3 separate regions of the Mus musculus genome follow, and regions 2 and 3 are each linked to region 1. Evidence: chromatin loops called from intact Hi-C (ENCODE). Cell type or tissue: heart. All regions are shown on one strand.

Evidence for each region. Peaks named below come from ENCODE experiments on the same cell type or tissue, not always from the same donor. Only the 100,000 strongest peaks of a DNase experiment are listed, where the experiment ranks them.
Region 2: a loop joins it to region 1, with 6 times the contacts of the local background. A loop is called at or near these places in 15 of 42 quality-filtered maps.
Region 3: it touches region 1 in a loop (15-fold over the local background); 32 of 42 quality-filtered maps call a loop at or near these places.

Annotation. Positions count from the first base shown.
Region 1 is chr10:30,823,938-30,826,437 of GRCm38, forward strand. Gm30618 (a long non-coding RNA gene) reads left to right here. Exons shown (of 4, transcript XR_380234.4): 3 at 370-458; 4 at 1,624-2,500. Among named protein-coding and RNA genes, the nearest start is that of Gm30618, 5.5 kb to the left of the region's middle. In heart, a CTCF peak has its summit at 1,303 (motif pointing right); no DNase peak of the experiment used is centred here; H3K27ac peaks cover 312 bases.
Region 2 is chr10:31,444,560-31,447,059 of GRCm38, forward strand. Tpd52l1 (tumor protein D52-like 1) reads right to left here and starts at 1,399. Exons shown (of 8, transcript NM_001359364.1): 1 at 1,153-1,399. The coding sequence starts at 1,171. In heart, a CTCF peak has its summit at 1,433 (motif pointing left); a DNase peak (open chromatin) is centred at 1,422; H3K4me3 peaks cover 1,251 bases; H3K27ac peaks cover 1,003 bases.
Region 3 is chr10:31,297,836-31,300,335 of GRCm38, forward strand. No RefSeq gene overlaps it. Among named protein-coding and RNA genes, the nearest start is that of Hddc2, 14 kb to the right of the region's middle. In heart, a CTCF peak has its summit at 1,539 (motif pointing left); no DNase peak of the experiment used is centred here.

The DNA of each region.
Region 1 (2,500 bases):
ATGATTTAAAGTGGCATAAGTATGGCTGGGAACCAGGAGTCTAACCTGGCTTTGCCCAGCCTAAGTCCTGTACTCTTTAACAAACAGGTGCTCCTCCTCTCAGTTGTGCGGTGGACCTACAGAAGTCCCATTGGAGGCACTGTTACACACAGGGCCCTCCCCTAAGCACAGCGGAAAGGCATGGCTTGGCATGTCCTTTCTTCAAATTATGTATTTAAAACTTGTTGCTAAATATCACAAAAAATGTAGAAAACTTTTCACATAAAAATGGAAGTGCTTTTCAATTCTTTAGCATGTTTGCTCACCTAAAGCATCATTTTTATATCTGTTAATGTTTTATTGACTTAAATAGCTATTTTTGGCTTATAGGACAATTCCGGAAGGCACTTCCCAACATCAACCTAGCAATAGCTTACATCATCATCATCTGCTACCATTGCCTGGCAGGCTCGAGCCAAGTAAGGCAGCTTATAAGAGGACTGCTGGATTCCCCAACACCCACTCCTCTCTCCTCTCTTCCTCTCTATTCCCTTCTTCCCCCTGGCCCCCCCTGTCCCTCTCTCTGTCTCTCTCTCTCTGTCCTTCTCTCTCTGTGTCTCCCTCGCTCTTGTTTCTACATGCTCCCAGTCAGCTTCTCCCCCTCTCCCCCTCTCCCCCTCTCCCCCTCTCTCCCTCTCTCCCTCTCTCCCTCTCTCCCTCTCTCCCTCTCTCCCTCTCTCCCTCTCTCCCTCTCTCCCTCTCTCCCTCTCTCCCTCTCTCCCTCTCTCCCTCTCTCCCTCTCTCCCTCTCCCTCTCTCTGTCCTTCTCCATTACTGCTGTCTTGGCCCTCATGTTCTGTCTGCTTCTTCCCTTCTCCAGGTTTCCATTCCCTTTCCTTCCTTTAAACCAGGTCTGCCACGGGGGGGGAGGGGGGGGAGGGGGAATTAACCAAAAAAAAAAAAAAGTCAAATTGAATAGGATCACATTTTAGATTAGGTCTTTAAATAATAAATGACATTTATTGGTATATCAGTTGATGTGACACTATTGATAAAACAAGGCATTTACAGGAATAAGGAAGATGGAAACCAGTTTTTGAAGAACAGAGAAGGCTTTGCAGGTTTAGTCATTTGATCATCTGAAGCTAATGTGTGTTATTCTTTGGCATTGGTTTAATATTTGAGGAAGATGAAAAAATAAAGAAATGATCATGTTCTAGCTAACTCTTCAGATAATCTCATGCAACATTTAGCACAGAGAATACTTTTAAGGGGGACAGTTACAGGCAGGTTGAAAAAATGATAACTATGAAAATATGCCACAAGAGGGCATCCTAGCCTCATGTGATTCAAATTCATTCTCCATGTAGCCCAGTTAAGGCGGACTATAGCTAAAATCTAGGGGAAATAGAAGATATTCATCTTTCCTCCTTCCTTCCTTCCCTCCCTTCTTCCCCCTGTCTGTGTGTCTGTCTGTCTAGATTTTTCTTCTCATCAGTTGTGCTTGATTTTATTTGTATATGTACTTACTGTTGTATCAGATTAAAGTTCAGTGGAAGTCTTTAAAGAAATTAAATGCAAATTAGTTCTATTAGTCCAGTGTATGATTCTCATTCCTTCATTCTTCATTCCGTTATGCATTTAGGGATTCATCCAGCTATCCAATCTACACAAATATATGCTGAGCTGCTCTTCTGTACTAGACAAAGAACAAAGCGGCCCTAGAGACGCAATGGGGCACAAACATCTCGTATCATTGGTCTTCAGTATAGGAATAGCATAACCACAGAGTCACAGACCACTTTCAATGGCCAAGTTCTGTGAAAAGGAAGAATGCAGCCATGCGAGGCCACAAGGAGGCTCTTCCTGGGGTAGTGATACCAACAGAATGATGCATTTGATCAGAAACATGAAGATGAGTTACCTAAAGGGGAGATTTTAAAAAAACCAAAAACATTCTCATTGAAAGGGACACAGGCAAGGCCACGCAGCAAGGCAAGAAGAAAACCAGGAAGGCTGGGTGGCAAATGAGAGAGGCAACTGACAGCAGTGAAGACCGCCTCGTGACAGATCTTTCACAGCTTTGCAAACTGACCTTAAATAATTCGTCTTCAGAACAAGAGACCAAGAGGAGGCTGTTTCTGTAGAAGCCATACTGACACATGGTAAAGGAATAAGCCAGCAATTCTGCCTCAAGGACTGCAGGGAAGCGCACAACCCCTTTGACCTGGGTATTAAGAACTTGGTGGTACTGAATATTATCTAAAAATAGTAATGTAATCTCAAACTCAGTAATATTAACCAGAGTTAAGATTTTCTTTTAAAGATCCAGGACTTCCCCAGAGTGTTTATTTTCAATCAGACCAAAAACCATTGTTCCAAGAACCATTGTTCTTGAAGACAGGACACACAAGATATGCTATCTTAACAAACACATGGAACTAGTTACCTCATCCACAGCAAAACAAACTCCACCAAAATATAAAAGATAGGAATGAAAATCTTTACTTTATGGTCACATT
Region 2 (2,500 bases), 620 kb after region 1:
AAAGCATTATGTATTTAAAAGGGCACCACAAAATTCCTCAGTGCGAGGAAAGGTGGTCATGATGGCATTAATGCAAACCATTCCTTCTGAGTGCTGCTTCCAAAGTGAATTTCCGAGAGCTTTCGTCCTCCCTGTCCCTCACTCCACATAAGACCATCTCTGGGCTGATGAGATGGCTCGGCAGGTAAAGGGCCTGCTCTAAACTGACTGCTCTTCCGAAGGTCCTGAGTTCAAATCCCAGCAACCACATGGTGGCTCACAACCATCCATAATGAGATCTGACACCTTCTTCTGGTGTGTCTGAAGTCAGCTACAGTGAACTTAGGTATAATAATAATAATAATAATAATAATAATAATAATAATAATAATAATAAAGGCAATCTCTGATCCTTTCTAAGATCCCTTTACTCTTATTTTGAATGATCCTAGAGTTCTCTGGATTCCTCCAGCGAACACCCTGAGCACGGAGAGCAGGTGACCAACCCTCAATTAAGGCAGGCACTGGGTGCGGCTGGGGTGGGGGGTGAGGTGGGGTGGGGTGGGAAAGCGACTCTTCTAAGAACACGAAAAACTGGGATAGGGTTATCAATCTGGATGTCGGGGGCGGGGTTGGGGGTTGGGGGGAAATGTGAAGCTCTCTTGCCTTTGAAGGCCAATCCTCCCACGCTGCAGCCCTCGAATAGCAGGGACACTGAGTCTCCACAAAACCACCACCTCTCGGGTCCGCGTCACCCCCGCCCGCATTTGTGAACTGCAAGAGGTGAGCCCCAAGGCCGGAGTCCAGAAGATCCGGCTCTCCCCACGCCTCCCCGGGAAGAACAGCGCAGACATCCGGAGCCTGAACAACAGGTCCTTTGAACACCTTCCAGGACGAGGAAGTATGGCCCACTGACTGCTGGAAGGGATAGTGCAGACAAGGACACAATCCCTGCAGACCCGCTACTCTGTTTTCAGTCCTCAGCCCTTCCCTGGTCCCCAGCCCCACCGCAAAATCTGAGTCAAGCAAAGGATCCCGAAGGCGCGCGTAGGCGCAGAGTTCCGTCTGCGTAGGATGTCCCTGTCTGTCCCGGAGTAAAGTTAGGTACTGAAGGAAAATAGTCTCTCTGTACATCTGAGGACCAGACCTCGGGGGCGACCGGCGACCACCCACCTTGTGCCTGCGCCTCCATGGTGGCCGGTTTGGAGCTGAGCACCGCGGAGAACACGCGGACTCCTCGCAGAGCAGCAGATGGTAGCGATTCCCGAGCTCGGAAGACAGCTAGCCCCGCCGCCCGTGCCCTCTCCCGGCGCGCGTGTCGCGAGCATTCGTGGAGGGGGCGGGGTACTGGCGGCGGCCACCACTGGCCGCTGCTGGTTACCTCCGCCCCTTCCAATCCACCTAGGCTACACAGCGCAACCGAGAACGCCAGGTCGGGCGCCACCTGCCGGCCGCTCTGCGCACCCAGTGGGAGGCTTCCCCTCCAGCACACAAACGCGCAGACAACCAACACCATAGCCCAGAAGCCCACAAGACACAAATGCCTTGGCAGGAAGGAGGTAGGGAGCGCAGGGGTACAATGCTGAGCCATTGGTCCTGGTGGAGACAGTCAGGTTAGGTTCCTGGGCGCCCCAGTACCATATTCTTTTTGTCAACTGACCATTATATAACTTTGTTATATGCCCATTTATAGAACCCTTACTTAATGTAATTGGCTCATTTAACATTGAGCATACAGTGCTCGGACAAAAACACAGTTTATTAAGGTTATGTAATGTGTATACTTCTTCTATAAAGTTCATCACACTATATTGCACTTAGGGTGTTGGGCATGAATCTAGTTTGAAACGAAACTGGGCAGTGCTGGCGTGGGGGGTAGGGGCTGCAATATTTTGAGATTTTTGTTTACTCCAACAGGCAGAAGAAAAACTGAGTTTGGTGTTACAAGCAAATCCGAGTGAAAAGTGACAAAGGAACATGGAGCCTAAGACACATTAATAGGACATGTGTCTTGTTATCCCGAGCCTGTAGGCTGTGTCACTAGATTGGTGTAGGAGTCCTTTTCAGAGAAGACTAAAACTTCAGTCCTGTGTCAAGGCTTGTCTGCTGGTGTAACTGGAAAGCTAACAGTATGAATGGGCGCTCACACGTCACCCCCACCAGTCTCTACGTACTTCCTTTTCCTCAGCGTCTCACAAACTTCATGAAACAGTCTAGCATTTTCTTATGCTTGGTGTTACATAATTTGCAATTTTGCGTGAAAGGGTGTCATTCTCTTTCTCTATAAAATAGATGGGGGAGTCTGGTGAGATTGAAGGTGTTTATTATATTAAATCTCCTGTAATTTCTGCCAAAGAGCCTCAAGTAGATTTACACTCAGGAAAGATAGTGATTAATCAATCAAAAAGTCGTATTTTTACCACACCCAAGTTACTCTCAAAGTTACAGGATAAAATACAAAAATGGGTGTCCTTTCCCTTGAAAGAAAGAATACTGGTGGTTTTGTGGCATGCACACGAGC
Region 3 (2,500 bases), 470 kb after region 1:
CTGTCTATTTCATTACCATGAAGAGGTTCCTTTCCTTACCTCATGGTCTCAGATGCCTTCCACAGCATCAATTTAGAATAAAGAATCCTCATACTCTGCTCTCTTTCTGAGGATTCTGTATTAAAGTTGAACGATGTCTCGTTAGGCCCAAAGTTGAGTTTTATACTTTGTTTTGGGTTTTATTATTGTGATTGGTTACTTCTCTGAAAGCTCTCTGAGAACTTGAAGCACTATAAGGTATTTGCTGCCCCAGGGCTATGGCTCTTAGGTTCTTGAGAGTGAATTCCTTCTGCCTAAAGACACCACCTTGCTTTAATCCTACCTACTTATCACAACAATTTAGAATCTAAATTACAAAGTCCACTAAACTAAGGCACATCAGAGAATTGCAGTTATTTCTCAAAATGCTAGAAATCTCTTTAAGAGTCCTCAGTGTCCTCCATTTTATTTCTAAATTGGCTTTGTCATCCAAATGGATATTTTGTGACTTTATTTACATTCATGAACATATGCCACCCCTTAAAAAGAAGAAATAAAGTAGTGCAGGAAGAATTCAGGGCCCGCCAGAAAGTTGGCTACTCAGCTTTGGTATAATGATCTTTTGGTCAAGGGTGCCATCTCTCAGCAAGACTCTAGTGTTGCCAGTGAAGGTCAGACCACTCAAAATACTTCCTTTCATGCAGCACACTAGAGTCACTCCTGAGACTCCACAGCATCGTTTTTTAATGAAGATCCCCAAATGTGGCTATCTCTTGGAATTAAAAAGCATTAGCCTGGTTTTTCTATATTTTCACTATCAATGAAATCCATTTTTAAAAACAATACCTGATAAGGATACTTTTTAGTCTGGATTAATCATGACATTTTTTTGGATGCTTTATAGAATAAGTTTCCAAACTTGATTCAGGCTGTGAAGAATTCCTTGTTGTTTTAAATATGTTTAGAATTCTGCTGGGCCTCTCTTACTTAGAGCAAGGAATCTGTGCTTCACAGTTAAGCAGTGACTCCGTGTAGCTCTTTCACTCACATCCCAGCAAATGACTTCCACCCTGGAGGCCTCTGGTAGAATGACATTTCTCCCCATGTAACAAGGGTTCTCTTCATTTTATAATTTTGAGATTACCAGAATAAAAATGTGGCTATTTGAAAACGTATTGTGATGTCTTAGTCTGTATCCAAATAAAATTTTGACCTTTATTATATGCAGTATCCTATACTTACTGATTTCTATATGAACATAAATCACCACAAAGGCTTCTTCAACCCTGTAACTACTTGAAAAGACCATTTGTAAGGACGTTAGAATATACTCCTGGTACTCTAGGCATTCGTATACTTTTTCTAAATATAATCACATGGGAGTGCTGTTACCATTACAGGTGATAGGTAAGAAGAATGATGGGAGAGTGACAAAGGAAGAAGGACAGAAGCAGAAATAGTGAGAGTATAAATATTTACTCAATCCAGTTAGGAAACAGGACATTTAATATATTCATGCTCCAGAGCTGAGAAGGCAATGGTGATGACATAGTGCCACCTGGTGGTTGACTCTCAAAACTACATGTAGTTTCTTGGTGTTGCCCTGAAAATTGCCAGATAGCCCTCTCCTCTTTCCAGTGCACGACTTCTTCCCAAATCCATCTCTTCCTCCCCAGCTTGAGGGGAACCGTGGACAGCAATCACAATACAGTCATCAACATTGGTTCACAACCTCCCTAATGCTGCGACCCTTTACAAAACAGTTCTTTATGTTATGGTAACCCCAAACCATAAAATTACTTTGCTCCTACTTCATAACTGTAGCTTTGCAACTATTATGAATCATAATGTAAATACCTGATATGCAGGATATCTGGTATGTGATCCATGACGGGGTGATCAGGACCCATAGGCTGAAAATTGCTGACCTATATAGCTTTCCTATTACCTTTAATGTTAGATCATCTCTATGCATACTTGTTGGTCAGTGACCGATTAATGTATTAATCAACCTCAATGTTACAAAATAATGATATTCTTTTGAAAATTTGCAAATTTAAACAATCTAAAAGGGGGAGCATTGTTACGGAAGTTTAAGGAAGAATTGTTAATCTAATGGTGAGCCCCACCTCTACCTAAGGACACCTGTGACCTCTCTAGCTTAATTTTGTTATAGAAGGAACTTATAAGTGGTTTACCAATGGATGATTCAGTCTTGAATGCCCAAGGATGAGAAAGTGGGTAGATTTAGTTATCACTATAGTATTTTCTCACAGGTCTGTAATGGAATCCATAAAGATAAAGTGTATATAGCAGGAGGAGGAAAAGCCTGTGGAAAGCAGTGTGATCGTCCAGTGCGAGGACATTCTCTTGCAAGGTTAGACTTCTAGAGTTAAAAGGTACTTTCCATATTATTTATTTCCACATTATTCTGACTCCTTTCACAAGTTTTAAATAACTCTACATTTATCTCTCTTGTGTTTCTGTGACTTTGTGTTTTAAGCTTTAATTCCTTTGTTTG